Linked DNA regions of Homo sapiens: region 1 is linked to region 2. A link is a loop called in an ENCODE intact Hi-C map of the cell type or tissue named here. Cell type or tissue: MCF 10A. All regions are shown on one strand. Links, peaks and the distances in the headings refer to the core of each region. The heading gives the core; the rest is flanking DNA. Region 1 has its middle 260 kb from the start of SNORD156. Region 2 overlaps LOC101928516 (a long non-coding RNA gene).

The links. A loop is a pair of places that touch in the nucleus more often than their neighbours do. Peaks named below come from ENCODE experiments on the same cell type or tissue, not always from the same donor. Only the 100,000 strongest peaks of a DNase experiment are listed, where the experiment ranks them.
Region 1: a loop joins it to region 2, with 3 times the contacts of the local background. A loop is called at or near these places in 3 of 110 quality-filtered maps.

What each region holds. Positions count from the first base shown.
Region 1 is chr6:74,867,841-74,875,840 of GRCh38, reverse strand. No RefSeq gene overlaps it. Among named protein-coding and RNA genes, the nearest start is that of SNORD156, 260 kb to the left of the region's middle. RefSeq lists a silencer at 2,394-2,688. In MCF 10A, for the core only: no CTCF peak of the experiment used is centred there; a DNase peak (open chromatin) is centred at 3,880.
Region 2 is chr6:74,600,617-74,610,118 of GRCh38, reverse strand. The region is part of intron 2 of LOC101928516 (a long non-coding RNA gene); the gene reads right to left. The region is part of intron 2 of LOC105377858 (a long non-coding RNA gene); the gene reads left to right. Among named protein-coding and RNA genes, the nearest start is that of SNORD156, 520 kb to the left of the region's middle. In MCF 10A, for the core only: no CTCF peak of the experiment used is centred there; a DNase peak (open chromatin) is centred at 3,208.

The sequences.
Region 1 (8,000 bases), core at 1-8,000, 270 kb before region 2:
CAATTGCAAATCACTTAAAAAAATTGTGTATGGCAAATATACCATAAAAAATCGAAACAAGTAAATACGAGAACAAAAATGTTTCAGACTTATAAGACAGACAAATAGTTAACTTTCTTGCTATATGATATAACCGCTTCTTCCAAATCAAGACAAAAGGAAAAAGAAAAACCCAAACAATGAAATGCACAAGGAATATGACCAGAGAGAAAAAGAAATGGGTCTTAAACATATTTTAAAAATCACAATCTCACTGCTAATACTGCAAAAAAGCAAATTAGAACTGCAATGAGATACAATTTTTAAAAACATATTATTGGCAGAAGTAACTTGTTTTTAAACATCTGGTGTTTGACAAATAGGATAAAATTATAGTTCTAGGAGAAAGGATAAACACCAGATTTAAAAGAAAATCTATCGTAGTCTATAAATACAAATAAAATTGCATCACAAATTTGTTAAGCACTTTCTGTTAACACTTTATTTTCCCAGGAAATGCTGATATTCTTTAAAATGTTCTGAGATTCTCTGCATAAGAAGAAGAAATGATGACGCCCATTCCATTAGTCTGATTGGAATGGGTGCTGAGTCAATGAAGAGTTTTCTTTGGATTCTTGATATTTTATGGAAAGATCATTGAGAAGATTTTGTTTTGTTTCTTACAAGGAAACATATTTAGTGAGAGAAAAACCTTGTTTAGCTTGTTCTTAACAGATAGCGGGATTATCAGGATCATACCATTATGCAAACCATACATATAAGAGTAATAGGCCGGGCACGGTGGCTCACGCCTGTAATCCCAGCACTTTGGAAGGCCGAGGGGGCCGGATCACGAGGTCAGGAGATTGAGACCATCCTGGCTAACATGGTGAAACCCCGTCTCTACTAAAAATACAAAAAATTAGCCGAGCGCGGTGGCGGGCACCTGTAGTCTCAGCTACTCGTGAGGCTGAGGCAGGAGAATGGCGTGAACCTGGGAGGCGCAGCTTGCAGTGAGCCCAGATAGCGCCACTGCAGTCCGGCCTGGGCAAAACAGCGAGACTCCGTCTCAAAAAAAAAAAAAAAAAAAAAAAAAGAGTAAAAAATGAGTAATAGAGCTGCCTATTCAATGCTGGGGACCCATCAAAGGTGGGTGGATTCTCCATAGGCAGCATGGCTGTTATGCTTTATTCTTGTTCCTAACACCTCTATACTAGTGCCTTTTTGCTGGCAGAATTCTTGACATTGATTTATCTTACTGTCTGTGGCAGTTGAGCAGAGCTTTTGCTCAAATGAAAAGGCAACAAATTAATGCGCTATTTCTTCTTGGATGTCGTCTTCCCACAGAGGTCTCTCGCACCCTCTCAGTCTGGCCATGTTTTCCCTAGGCACTAGAATTGGAAGTACTTTCTGTTAGGCAGGACTGGATTTTCAGTAAGGCCAGTAGGAGGATATATAGAAAGAACAGGCTGTGGGGGCAGTGAAGCTGTTTCTAAAATCTTGCCTTGAGGCTCAGAACATAAACCTAAACTACTAGTAGGAAGCCATAAATCCTTCATTTCAGTGAAAGGATTGTAATATACTTTTTACAGCTCACAAGGAGGTTAACAGAAAAACATTTATCTTGTCTAACCTTGTAAAATTGTTCCAGAAACAGACTAGAAGGGGACAAAAATGATGGGAAAGCACCAACTACGAAGTCACTGTTCATAGAGGCAGCCCTCTGTAGGAGGGAGCTATGCATCCACACAAAAATGCTTTCATGGTCTGGCTCCATTTCTTTGGCTTGGATGGGAGGCCAGATTCAAGGACTTCCTTCAGGGAGATCTGCTTGCGATTTCAGTTACCCTGGGCCCCACTTCACTACAGTTATATTTTTCTGTCTCTGATAATGATGATCCGTAAACAGTTACGGCCTCTTTGTGGCAACCCAGATGTGAATTATACACTATGATGCAGAGAGAATTAAAAAAAAAAATCTGGCCCAGTATTTTCTTTGTGACATTTAGAATTCCTTTGAGAGGAATTTTCCAACTTAAAGGTCTTTTTTTTCCTCTCATAAGTATTTTATAAATCTTGCAGAATGATTAATCATTCTAAATAAAACATTAACTACTCAGTGTCTAAATAAGGTATTTGAAAGGCAAAAAGGTCTTTGTCTCTTCATGAAATAAAACATTTCTAACAATTTGTTAGATGAAAGGATACTGATGTTCTTAGGTTGAAATGTGTCAAAAAATTTGAGAAGATAGGGATGCAACTTATTTACCTGGTGACCTGGCTGTATTACTGCTCTGCATTTATGTTTTGTTAAATGATTTGTAGCATATTGAGCCTGGGAGGCCTTAGCCCTGTTCCAATGCATTCCATTATATTTTCACTGCTAACATAATTACAGACATCTACAGCATATCAAGTATATATAAAAATGAATCATTCTATTTCTGCTGGCTTAAAAAGCTTCTCAAAAGAAAGAGAGAGAAAAAAGGAATGTGTCTGTTAATAAGGCTCCCCTCCTTCCTCCCTTCAGTTTCCTGGTATAGGGTATTTCCTTAGCTACTATGACATTACCTTCTTTATTTCTTTCTCATTTCCAGGTTTAGTGAATAATAAACTTCCAAACTTCCTTCCTTCACAACCACTGACCATGACTAACTCTTTGTGAAAGAACTCTGAACACTATAAGGTACTGTAGTAATGTTAAGTAAACTTTGCCATAGGAAGAAAAAGGAAAAGTAATAGAAATAAAATGATAGAAGTAAAAAAGAGAAAAAAGGCATAAATAGAGAAAAGTTTAATTATGTAGTGATAATTAAGGGAGAGACAAAATATAAGGTAAGTATTGTTCAGAGATAAGACAATTATGATTCCAGTGATCCCTGATTCAAATATTAACATAATTTTGATGAGTGGGCAAAAATATGAGATGACTAGAAAATGGAACAGATACTCTGTCCTTTTAATTACCATTTTCTTTATATGACTTGGGAATCCAATAATTTGGCTAACTTAACCTAGTAGTTCTCAACTGAGTTGTCTTGCCTTCCCCAGGGGGGATATTTTTCAATGTCTGGAGACATTTTTGGTTGTCACAGATAGGGGGAGGTGTGTTACTTGTGTCTAATGAGTAAAGGCCAGGGATGGTGAGGAACATCCTCTAGCACACAGGACAGCCCCATGTCTTCACAACAAGAATTATCTGACCCCAAAGGTCAAAAATGTTGATGTTGAGAAATCTTCGCTTAATCCAATCATTTTTAAAACCAAAATGATGGGTTTTAAAACCCCAAATAAGCAAACAAACATAAAAACTGAGCCTCATATAATCTTCAGTCATTCCTTCTTTTTGGTCTGTTCTGTGGTCTAGTACTATTGAACTATCCAGAGCCCCACTACATGGAACTTTATGATCCTGTACTTTAGTACTTTTTTTTTTCTTTTTCCTTTCCACATTTAAGGATCTTCAAGACTCTTCTTACATATTACCTCTCCTGTGAGAGATTTTCTGTGCCATTGCCTCTATAAGACTGTCTCTTAGGAAAGGTGAACTATATTCTAAACAACCAGTGTCTATGCCTTTACTATGTACTCACTGTATTAGTCTGTTTTTATGCTACTGATAAAGACATACCCAAGACTGGGAAGAAAAAGAGATTTAATTGGACTTACTGTTCCACATGGCTGAGGAGGCCTCAGAATCATGGTGGGAGGCAAAAGGTGCCTCTTACATGGCAGGGGCAAGAGAAAATGAGGAAGAAGCAAAAGTGGAAACCCATCAGATGTTATGAGACTTATTCACTATCACAAGAATAGCAGGAGAAAGACCGGCCCCATGATTCAATTACCTTCCCCTGGGTCCCTCCCACAACATGTGGAAATACTGGGAGATACAATTCAAGTTGAGATTTGGGTGGGAATACAGCCAAACCACATCACTCACATTCTATTATTTGTTCACATGTAACCACCTTCCCCAGACTATGAGTGCTTGAGGGCTCTTTCCTGGATATTTCTTGTGTTTCTCAAACTCAACCTCATCAAAACCATTTATTTCTCTTTCTAACTCATTTCTTTTTGCAAATGCCCAGTATTAAGATAAATATACAAATGAGGATCATTGTACACCTTTATTGTTTCTCAAATGATGAAACTCTAAATCCCTTTTAAATTCCTCCTTCTCATTTCCATGACCACTGCTTTAGTTCAGAAATCTATCTCATCATTCTGTTGCTTCCAGAATTTTTTTAAATGTAACTCTCTCCTGTCCCCTGGTTAAACTGCTCAATGGTTCAATGGCTCTTCATTGTTGGTAAATAAAATCCATACTCTCTATACTGATAATATAGAAACCTTCATAGTATTATTCCATGATATTATCTCCCCAGCCTTATCTCATCTCACACCTACATATGAGCTCCCAGCACACCAATTTGTGGTTTCTGAAAGTACTATGCTTTGTCCAGTGCTTTTATCTGTTTTGTTTCCTTGCCTAAGATCACCTTATGTCCCAATCCCTTTTGTCATTCACCCACTGCCATCCACCACACATATCTCTCCCGAAAGTATCACTTTTCTCTTCAGGATGAATTGATGTCCCTTTTCTGAGTTCCCAGCTCTTTCTGCTTGTATTTCTAGCACAGCTCATTTTTCCTAGTATTGTCTGTCATCCCTATTACACTGTGACTTATTTAAGGAAGGAGAATGCATGATATCTCTGTCTTCCTATTGCCTATCACAGTACTTATTACAGAAGAGTCAGTAAACATAAAGCCTTTTGTGTGGAAGGTAATCAGTAAATACATATTCAGTTAAGCTGAATCTCAAAGGAAGAGTCCATTGGAAATACATCTGGAGGTGTTGTGGTTGTAACATCTTCAGGTGTCTTTCGTGTATGAATGTCATTTAGTGGAACAAAAACTCAAATTGTCTCTCCAAAGTGTGAAGCTCCAGTCTCTTGGTTTGTCTGCCATACTGACTTCTGCTAATCTTCATTCCTATGCTATCATTTAGACCTTATTTAACAATTCAAACTCACAAAGATACCATTCAATTACTTTGTTGAGTGGAATTTAGTTTGGGCTTTAGAAAAGTATCCTAACTCTTTCCAGCCACAGGTTATCATTTAGTCAGAGTATTGTGGTAGCAGTGGTTGGAGAATGAATGTGGAGGTGATGGTGGTCTATGACGGTATTGCAGGAAGCACATAAATGGCAGGAGCAAAGTCCAAGTACACAATGTGAGGGAAAGGAAACTGGGTGTTAGGTGAGGTCCAACAATGAGATAATCCAAGTAGCATTTCCAGCTCTCAGCTACTACAGGAATTTTGAAGATTTAAAAATAGATATAATATGTTCCTTGTTGCATTCCCAGACGTGGAAGGGCTCTTCTGTCACATTCTCAGACTCTGTGGGTCCTACAAGACATATAAAATAGGGAATGGGTGTTTAAGTCTGGACAAAACGGAGGCACAAATTAACATTCCACATTCCAATAGGAAAAAGAAAAACCTCGAAACAAAATCACACCACTCTATATCCTTGCAGACATAGCTGAGGTTAATGTTAAAAGTGTTAAATCAGCTCTGTTTTTTTTTTTTTTTTTCCTCTTTCTGAGAAATGTACTGGGGGAAAGGAGGAAATAAGGTTTAGGGGGGTGAATACATGACTATGTATAACTACAGTTTATATTTTATAGAAAAATATAGAATGTAGAAGTCTTTCTGGAAAAAAAATGCTGAAAATTGAATTATTATAAATTTTGAATGCAGGTACATTGTATCAAAATGAAAGTCAAGTAGTTCACCACCCAAAAAGCATTCATCATGCTTTTTGTTGATGCTAAATGTTGTTATTTAGTTATTTAGTTGTAATTTAGTTTGTGATTCAGACTTTACTGATCTATAGGTCAGATCGTAGTTGGGCAAACCTTTATGGACTCATGTTTGACCAAAAAAAAAATAAAAATATGTATTATTTTGTTATTATAGTTTAAACTTTTTTTTTTTTTTGAGACGGAGTCTCACTCTGTCACCCAGGCTGGAGTGCAGTGGCGTGATCTTGGCTCACTGCAAGCTCCGCCTCCCAGGTTCATGCCATTCTCCTGCCTCAGCCTCCCAAGTAGCTGGGACTACAGGCGCCCGCCACCACGCCTGGCTAATTTTTTGTATTTTTAGTAGAGACGGGGTTTCACCATGTTAGCCAGGATGGTCTCAATCTCCTGACCTCGTGATCTGCCTGCCTCGGCCTCCCAAAGTACTGGGATTACAGGCGTGAGCCACCGTGGCTGGCCATAGTTTAAACTTTTAACAGTGAATATTTTATTCAGCTGTTTATTTCTTAATGTAACAGCTAAATTAAACATAGTGAATTGTATTACCTGAGAAATCACCTATATATCAGGAAAACTATACATATTACTGATATTTGATCAAAAAGGGGTTAAGAAATATTTTGCTGAGGAAAAACTGTAAAAATAATTCATTTTTCTTAGTTTGTGAAAATGAGTGGAAGTCAAGGACAGAGCCTCTAGTATCATTTATAGTGGAAGGATTAATTTGTTTTTTTAAACACGAGTTTATGGAGAAAATTGAAGTGAAGAAAATTTTCACAACACTGATTAAAAACTTGCTTGGGCAAATCAACTTGCTACCCTGTGTTTTGGTTGCCCCATGTATAAAGTGAGGTGAGATTAAGTATGCAAAATTTCTCTAATCTTTAAAATGTAATCATTCTTTTATCTTCTTAATTACCTAAAGAAAAGTTGATTGAAAAATATGTAACACTATAAAATGGGTACTGTAACACAAGTCTTTGGAAAAATGAACATTATTGAATATCAAAGATGAAGTAATGTTTAATTTGTTCTTATCTTGCTTTTGTAGTCAAATATTTTTTAAATGAAAGAGTAACAGTTCTATATATTGAACTGTTTAAAGAGGTAACAAAATACACATTTTGGTCAGATGCTGAAAGTTTGGGTGTTAAAGTCAATGTCTAGTTAAAGCCGAGGTTAAACAGCATCATAGAAAGAGTGCCAATAGAGAAAAATCTGAAATTTTATCAAAAAATTTAATTGTTATTAAATTTTCCATGTTAAAATGTTAAACATTTTAAAGGGGTTAAGTTATGCAGGAGCAATGATCTCTGAGCACTGCCAACAACAAATTTCTCTTGAGATTCCTCTAAACCATATTTATGTTGAATTAATAGTTAGTGGAAGAGGCTTACCTTTCTCTAACACCACCATTGTTTTTTCTTCATATTCTTTTTTATTTCTAGATAGAAGACAGTTTTCATTGTCATTGCCAACATGATTTTGGATTTCCACCCTAAAATCTTGGCGATCTTGAGATGTTAAATCTTGAAATGTTAAATTAATATTCTCCTTTATTTCATCTTGACATGTAAAAATTGCAAACCCGGCCGGGCGTGGTGGCTCACGCCTGTAATCCCAGCATTTCGGGAGGCCGAGGCGGGAGGATCACGAGGTCAGGAGATCGAGACCACGGTGAAACCCCGTCTCTACTAAAAATACAAAAAATTAGCTGGGCACGCAGTGGCGGGCGCCTGTAGTCCCAGCTACTCGAGAGGCTGAGGAAGGAGAATGGCGTGAAGCCTGGAGGCGGAGCTTGCAGTGAGCCGAGATCCTCCCACTGCACTCCAGCCTGGGCGACAGAGCGAGACTCCGTCTCAAAAAAAAAAAAAAATAATAATAAATAAATAAAATAAATAAATAAAATAAAAATTGCAAACTAGTACTACACTCCTTGAAAAATTTATGACCTAAAAATAAAAAGATTATAGATACATGAGAAAACACCAAGACATTAATCTTTACTAAACATTGTAACTTTTGTTATACAATCACTTATTTATGAAACCAAAACCCAAAAAATTCTGAAAATGTTTTGTTTTTGTATATATGTGTCCAATTCATTTGGTGGCAAATTGTGATCTGAACTGACACCCATCGTAATGTTTATTTACTTAGAATGACTACCATACTGGGAAAATATTAATGTG
Region 2 (9,502 bases), core at 1-8,000:
TTTTGTTTTTTTTTTTTTCAGACTGGTGCCTCTTTTCACAACTCATTGTTCCTGAGGGAATTCTTTAGGAAAAAAGTTGACAGGAGATGATTCATACTAGATGTAAATATGGGTACAACATGCAGTGGTAGAGAGAGTATAAGATCTGAAATCAGAAAAGGGAACTTCACCATTTGCTTGCACTGTTATTTTTTAAAAAGCTAACCCATATTCAGTGTTTTCACCTATAAAGTGGAGATAATGGAGATAATTACACCAAAACATTAGAAATATTGCAAGGGTTCATTGAAATAAGGAATACTAATAGCCTAATAAGACTCTAGGTATATAGCAGATGCTATGAAAAAAAAATGTGTTCTCTTTCCTAAACAGCCAGCCAAAGTGCTGGTGTCCTGCCAATCACATCAGCAGGTCATTTCACACAGATCTTCATGGCTTGTTCTTCTGCTTGGCCAAGGGCTCATCTAACTCTACTAAAAACATTTCTTTCCTTTAAAAGTCTTTCCCCTCTTGCGGCTGTCTCTCTCATGCCAGCATCTTATCATTCCAGGAAAGCTGAAGGCCCACAGGCTACCCAAATAACTACACGTGTTTGCCTTGAGTGAAAGGCTGGACTGATGACTCCAATTCTTCACTTACTGTGCATCTATACTCTTTGCCATGGTTGGGGTGATGCCCCCTTTACTCTGGTTTGGCAGTGGGGCTGCCTTTGGCCAATGGGATGTTAGCAGAGTTGACACTAGAAGAGGCTTGAAAAGTGCTTATTTGTTACCACCTTTGCCCTCTCATGCCATGATGACCACCATGAGAACAAACACAGGTGAGCCTTCTGAGGATAAAAGGGACATAAAGGAGAGCTGAGTCAGCCCAGGTACCCTAGCTAAGCCCAATCTAAATTGCTAACCTAAAGACCTATAAGCTAGCTAATATTTATTATTCTAAGCTGCTGAGTTTTCTGGGATTTGTCATCCAACACTATTTTGGCTATAAATAACTGGTAAACTCTGTCAAAGATGAGCATGTTGCCAACTGCCACCAGGGTCCTGCAGAAATTATTTCTGCTGAGAGAATTAATTACAACGTTTTAAAATTGAAAACACCTATACACTGTGGGTAGGAGTGCAAATTAGTTCAAATCATTGTGAAAGATAGTGTGGTAATTCCTCAAGGACCTAAAAACAGAAATACCATTTGACCCAGCAATGCCATTACTGGGTATATACCCAAAGTAATATAAATCATTCTGTTATAAAGACACATGCATGTATATGTTCATTGCAGCACTACTCACAATAGCAAAGACATGGAATCAACCTAAATGCCCATCAACAACAGATTATATAAAGAAAATGTGGTACATATACACCATTGAATACTATGCAACCACAAAAAATAACAAGATTATGTCTTTTGCAGGCACATGGATGGAGCTGGAGGCCATTGTCCTTATCAAACTAATGCAGGAATAGAAAAACAAATACCAGTTGTTCTCACTTACAAGTGGGAGCTAAATAATGAGAACACATGGACACATCGAGGGGAACAATACACACTGGGGTCCATCAGAGGCTGGAGGGTGAGAGGAGGGAGAGGAATAGGAAAAATAACTAATAGGTACTAGGCTTAATGCCTGTGTGATGAAATAATCTGTACAACAAACTCCCATGATACATATTTACCTATATAAAAACCCAGCACATGTACCCCTGAACTTAAAATAAAAGTTATAGTTAAAAACAATAACAACAACTCCTAGCTGTGCTCTCTTATGGAAAAAAAGCAGGAACATAGAAAGACTGAAGCACCCTCCTGGGACTCCAACCTTGTATAATAGCTCCCTGATGCTGCAACACTCTTTTCCTTTGTTCCTTTTCCCTTTGAGGAAGAACTAACCGAGCTTAATGGTCATTGGCAAGCATACATTTCAGTCTCTCCCCAGTTGTATGTAGGATGGGAGACCTAAACTCAATTCAAATGCTTTGACAACTTTTTGTGGTAGAATGACAGAACGTAACACAAATCCTCCTGTAGAAACTTTGTTAATCAGCCTCTCCTTAACCCCATACTCTGTAATATAAACAAATGACTAAGCTCTAGAAAGTTCAGGATTTTTATCTCAATTTCTACCTCCATCCTATTTATTTGAGTGCATTTAGTGCCACGAGGTCCTGTTGTCCCCAGGCTTGTCTTTAGGAAAGTATTAGTTGACAACTAAATTCTTTTACTATGGCAATAAAGCCAGTTGATGAAGTTACCTCTCCTTTCCTGACCTTAATCTAAAGTGTTCCAGACATGCAACCATTTAAGGCAGTTGACCTGGAGCTAGTTTCAGCCTTCTGTCTGCTTTGTTACAAGGTAATATTATTTTTATACAAAGAATATCTATTCTAAAGTATGTTGTCTATGCCTAACTATACTGCCTTTGTGAAACTCAAATTGTAGAAATACAAGGTCAGCAATATGTCAGAAAAATAGTCTCAAAAACATTTTGGCCAGTGTGTACAATTCTCAGGCATCTTTTGGGGAGCATGAAACAGCTTGAGAATATGTTTCTGCTTGATCCTATTCATACGATCCTTTACTATTCCTATCTGTGCTATCATACATCCATTTACCATTATTCAATAATTAGCCAAAGTGTAGGTACAAACTGCATACCTTTGTTTCTGGGATGATAGGTCTTTTTGGTGGACTCTGCCATTTAATTAATAGTAGCTTCACTTGATAGGTGAGAAAAAAAATCCTTGATTTTCCCTTAAAAACTCGATTAATATCCCCCAGGTCAGCAGAAAATTTGAGGCCACTATCCTCAATCACCCACACTTGGAGATTGTTTTGGAAAGGAAAGTGGTATTTATTTGTGCGTAATGCCATTGAACACAGTAGGAAAATCCTTAGACTAAATAATAGCACCATATCAAAGACTAAAACTTAAACTTGGAAGCTCACACCTTATCTTCTGGTGTTTCACCCACTGAGTTGTTAGAACCATCCTACAAGAAGGTGAATAATGAATAACCTGTATTCCTTATTTTCTTTATTTTCTTAATCTCTCACAATGCTGATTCCCCCTCTCTTTGCCTCCCTTTATTTTTTCTCTTTTTCTTTCCTCCCCTAAAACAAAGGCATTTCCTCTCAAAGAATTGCTTCTGCTACTGTTGCGGTTACTCTCCTTCTGTTGCTCCTTGGAATGTATTGTGAAATGCCAGACAAGATGACTCAGGGAGAACAGGGGGAAAAATTTTGCAAGTCTTGGTCCCACATAGTGTATGTAATAGACTACTATTAAGGAGAGTTTATTTTGCCAAAGTCATTGGAATAATATGCTGATAATATTTTCCACTATCAAATGCAACACCACGAGGACACGCAAATGATGAATATGAGCAGGAAAATGTCCTTAGTAGCTTAATTTGTGGAAGGAACATGGAAGTGGGGTGTCACAGCCTGGCTAGAAACTCTGTACACATTTAGACAGTGAAAAAAATATGAACTTGGTCTAAGAAATGAAACCAAATGAGGACATATGTACTTAAGAGACCTGTGCTTTTCATTTAGTGAAAATATGCCCCTGAGTTCTGTCAATGTAATTTTAAATGTATTATTTAATATTTGAACTTTGGCCACTGTTGCAAAGAACACTCCAGCATGGAAACTCAACAATTCCAGAAATTCCTTGATCTCAATATCCCCATTTTCATGGTTCAGAAATAGCATTTCCCTCTTGGGTGGAGATACAAAGGGGACTGGGAACAGGGAGAGACAGCAAGGGTTGGGGTTGGAAGAAGGGCCAAAGAAAGATGAAAAGATGAAGAAAATAATTTTTTTACACAGCGCTTGCTTTTACTAGGCTATTAAAAAATGGTTTCACAACTAGAAGCAAACAATTTAACAATTAATGTCAAAATTCCATAATTTTTCTTTTGTCATAAGTACTAAAATTATATTTTTAGAAGGGAGTGGACAGCAGGCTATGACTCATAATATCATCTCAGATTGCATAATGATTTAACTTTTCAGTCATTTTATTGATGATCGTATTTATTCTTTGTAAACCAAATATATTTTCTTAATTTGCATAATTTCCAAACTCAAAAGAAGGACTCCCTAGATGACTAGTAGGTTTACAGAATAGTCCAATGCCTTTCACGGGATGCCTGGAGGGTTCTGCATTGTGTCCATGTGATTGATGCTCCTTGACTGTACAGTTGTGAGTGGAGTCAGGGACAGCCTACCTCTTACATCCTACCTTGGGATGAAGTCCTCAGTTTACTCTTTCACAAATTGAGAGTTAGACTAGATGTCTTTTAAGAATACTTTTCCTTTGAAATTTTAAGGTTTTCATACTAGATTTTCAAACTATAATGAAATATCTTGGAGAGCAGGCGAGGCATACCTGTTTCAGGAGAAAAATAATAAATAGTCTATGGATGGGCAGGTCGGGGTGCGGAAAAAAGTCCTCTGCCAAAAGTCACAGCTGACTGTTTTGCCTGTCTGCTTTGAGTAAAAACTATTTTTTCATAACACTTTGACAGAAGGTCAAACTGGCCAGACAAGACTGAGCATGCAGATATTCTTGTGATAACCCCAAATTCCCATGTATTTTGTTTCTTCTTAAAAGATGAAGAGGTGAAGCTTGACGTATGTTGTTTGCCAAAAGACACTTACTTATTAATAACCAAATTGTGCCTCCCAGTAGTCACTGGCTTATTTGAAAACTTTGAAACAGGTTGTGGCGATCTGAGTACTTAGATTGAATTCTTTATACTTCCAGGAAACTTTAAAAGCTATTTCTCCCTTTCTTCTATATTAAGTATAACTTCACATCCAAGTGTCTAAGACACTTACTAAATCTATTGGCACTATTTCTCTTAGATTCAAATCATGTAAGTTGTCTGGAGAAAGGAAGACCATGGAATTATTGGAGATGAGATGGATTAAGAGGAATAATATGGGTTTTGATTCAGAGTTGAGGCTGGATCCTGGTTCCACTCTTTACATGGGCAAAGCACTTACACTTCCTAAGCTTCTCATTTCTCATATATTTAATGGGAATAGCAATACTTCACAGAACTGAAGTGAGACAAAAGAAGTATGGGAAAGTTTAATACAATGCCTGGTGGATAATAAATGATACGTAGCTCTCATCATGATAAATGTTAAGTCTTGTTTGTATAACAAATAATAAAGACTAAAATAGGGATTGACAAGCTTTTTCTACAAAGAGCAAGACTATAAATATTTTAGGGTTTTCAGATCATACAGTTTCTGTAATAACAACTCAACTTTTTTGTTGTAGCACAAAAGTAGCCGTAGACAATAAGGAATGCATGTGTGTGGCTGTGTTCCAAAAAACTTTATTTACAAAAATGGGAGGTACAGCAGATTTGGCCCAGGAAGTATAGTTTGCCTAACTCTGGGCTAAAGTGGCAGACAAATTATCTTTAAGACAATCAATGTTACAGTATTATATTTCTAATAGTCTCCAAATGAATTATCTCCAAAGAAAAATTGCATAGTAAATTTATCTCCACAGGCAATTCCAAATGTCCTGTTTGGTAGGCAAACTTCATGAATTCTAAATCACGTTCACTCACAAGTTATTCTTTGTGTGAGATGACATTTGCCACTTTATTGTTTAATCCGCTAGTCACTTTTGATGACTAAATTACAAGTGGAATTTACAGCTGTTGAAATCACATGCTAAAGTATATCAGGAAAATCCGGGGTTCAGAAGATCAATTTTCAGGGCATTTCACAGCAAATTGAAATCCACAATGAAGTGCCACACACATTTTCCAGATAAGAGAAATCTTTGATGTTAAGCCTTTCTGACAGTATATAAAATTTGTTAGAGTCTGCCTTTGTTGAAAATATGAAAGCCTCAAATATTTGAATGATGGACTACAATTAACAAAGTTATGTTAATCTGTTTAAGATTTGTACAACTGTTTTAACCATACCATTCTTTTTCTTGGTATTCATTTTATTTTCAGGTCTTATGAGAAGTTTTTGTGTTATCAATTATAGTTTTATGTGATCACATTGAATTCTGTTCAAGCTATGGAGAAACAGGTTTCAATAGAAACTAAATTCAATCATTTTTAAATACACAGCCAAGAAGAACTATGTAAAATTTAAAAAATGAAATGACTATGATTTATCATTCGCTGATTTAAGATCTTTATTAAACTGGTGTCTCATACTCAAATCTAAACCTCATGGAGTGAGAACTGTGGTGCTGAGTCATCTTTATTTTAGGGATTTTACTTTGTTTCTCTACTGCAGAGTGGAATCTGATGGAGTGCAACATTGCTGAGTTTTTTTGCCAGAAGCTATTCTCAAATCAAGGAAAAGAACATATTTTCTGTGATTAATCAAAAGCTTAATTGCTGACTTCAAAACTTCAAAACTTTAATTTGTCTATAAAATCTCCTTTTGCTTTATGCCATGATACAAAAGTTTCATTAGTTTTCTTTGTTATTACCTTTATATTACCACAGGAGTCCAGAGACTTGTGGTAGCTACCTTACTTTCCTCTGTGTAGACATGTTGGGTAGCAGTGACAGTGCAGTACTGTGCTGCTTCCCCTCCCAGTCCTGCTCTCGCCTTACCTCACAAGGGAAATTTATGGACAGCAATTTTTTTTGAAGGGTGGAATAGCATATTTGTCTCAAAGCTATATTTGCATAGCAAGCAGACTTTTTCTTTAGTATGTCTCTTTGAGGTGGCTTGATGGAGACTGGTAGAGATCATGGAGTTTTTATGGTCCCCCAGGCTACTCCTTGTTTTAACCATTATCCTTTCCAGCAGCCTCAATTTTCCCCAAAGTCCTTATATTCTCTACAGTCTTCTTGCACACAGCCATATTATTTATGCCATGCCACACAGGAATTGCTGACATTTTTTTACTTGCTTCTTATTTCCTATCCATGTCAGAACTTCTTGCTTTTTTTTAAAGTAAAGAGGGTGTATGAGGCAAAATTATATCTCACATAAGAGTTTCTCAGGAACCTTGTCTCTACTAAAGATGTACATAACAGCTGTCCAGTTAAGAGCTGTTCCCACAACAGTATTCAGGAATATTTCCTGAGGATGAAGAAGGAGGAATTCATCCTGTAGACTAGTTCACCAGTGCTGTGATTTTAATGAGCTTTGATTGTAAACCTAGATTTTTCCCCAACTATTAAACAATACTGTTGAACTGAATTGATTTAAAAATAATCTTCTTTATAGACATCCCAACTCTTCTTTTTCTACATGTAATGCATAAAGTTTATTTCTATATTATAATAAGAATATTATTCACAAGGTTTAAATTAGCTATCAAGACTTAAAAATCAGTAGATTGCACATAAACATTCTTTTTTATGGCTTTCATAGGAATCTGTTATTTAACATCATTGGGATGGTCTTTCTCCTTGTAAATTTTAAGGGCGAAACTGTTTCAATGTCAAGTTGAAGGGCTGAGGAGGCAGTTGGTTCTGAGGATGGCCCAATTTTTGAGTTCAACTTGTACTATCAAAAAAAAAAGGGGGGGCAGATAAAAATTGATGGTCTTTGAGTAAATTCTGTATAGAACTTTCATAGTTCATGCTGTGAACTGCCTTGATGTCAGCAGTTTTCTTTGGCTGTTTCAGATTGAGGTTTCCTTTTTCCCCATAGACAGGATATTTGTTGGCACATTTGCTGCTTTGGCATCAACAGAGACAGGAGATTCCACCACAGCAAGCAGGAATTGGGGCAGGAAAATGGTGGGTGCTAACCAGTGGCCAAGGACACTACTTGCAGCACATTCATGGAATATATTTGTAGATTCCGCAAACAATGAGCGGCGAATGTAAGAGGTTTTTGTTTCCAAAGGATAATTTTGTAAAAAGACAGATAACTATAAATTATGATTTTTTTTTAAATTTACAGGCTGGTATTACTTTAAAATATGAATTATCTATGTTATGTTTTATATTACCTCATAGATCTCTGATTGAGGGATTTCTTAAAGTCTTCAGAGAAATTATATTGCAAAAGAGTGCCAAATATATGTAGTATAAATGTTATTATCATCATTAATATTTTAGTATTGTTCTTGCATATTCTAAATGAAGAGGGTGTCTTAAACCATCAATCTTCAATTCAATTATTGTATTCAGAATGGTAATAAAAACTAACATCATTATACATTGTAGAGGCTAGATACCAAATTTTATAATAAAAGCTTTTCCTGCTTTTTAGATGACACTTTCAAATCCATATTGCTTTTGGAATACATTCTTACCAAGAGCAACGCTGACTGCTTGGGACTGCTTAGTCAACCTTATACACTTTTTAATATATACAAGGAAGACATCCCAACATCATTCTTATTAAGATATAGTTAGCATCATCATTGCATGAAAGAATTTAGTTGCCAGTGCTATTACTTATGCAGTTTCTGTTCTTAGCACTAGCAGCTTACTGACAGGAAATGTCAAATAAAATTTTCTTTTCCACTTTCCACCCTAGTCAGCTAAATAATATGAAAACTATTTGCCTTGCCACCTAGATCAAACATGAAGTATTTGCAAAATAAATTACCTGTGAGGTTATTTGTAGGCCAAATAAAATCCTGGAAAATGTGTGTATATGGAAAGATAATGCAAGTCAATGAAAAGAATAACTGATATCCAGAGTAAATAATAAGTATTGAAAAATTTTCCAAGTTGGAAAAAATGAATAATTGAAAAGGGATTTGCGTTTTCTTTTCCACTGACTTTATTTTGAAGACAAGAACTCTGTGGAGAAATCTCCAAGTGAAGCTGCTATTTCCTAGTCTCACATTTGATTTTAATGCTCAACTTTTGACAAATAAGAAGGAATAATATTTCTGCTAAGGTCAGATGTTTCTGTGGTTATATCTGGCCCTGAAATATAAATACCCTCAAAAAGAAAGAGTTCATATCATGTTCTTATACACTTAAGGTTGTTAAAAAGTGCGTATGTATGATTGTGCATATGTGTGTGTGCATATGTGCATGTATGTGCAGAAATTCATTCTGCAAACAGAATTTTTAACGTTGAAATATGAGGCTTTTCCTGTACAAGTTGTACATAATTTCCCCAGAAATTAGTGCAATAAATTTTTGCATGTATGCTTGTGTAAGACAGAGAGACCTTTGGATGCAAGAGAAGTGTTTTATTTGTCTTTGGATCCCAAGCACCAATAGAGTGGACACCTCATAGTAGATATTCAATAGATCTTCCTGATGATTAAATCTTGTGGCCAGAGGCCGGGCGCAGTGGCTCACGCCTGTAATCCCAGCACTTTGGGAGGCCGAGGTGGGCGGATCACGAGGTCAGGAGATCGAGACCATCCTGGCTAACACGGTGAAACCCCTTCTCTACTAAAAATGCAAAAAATTAGCCAGGCGAGGTGGCGGGCGCCTGTAGTTCCAGCTACTTGGGAGGCTGAGGCAGGAGAATGGCGTGAACCCCGGGGGGTGGAGCCTGCAGTGAGCCCAGATTA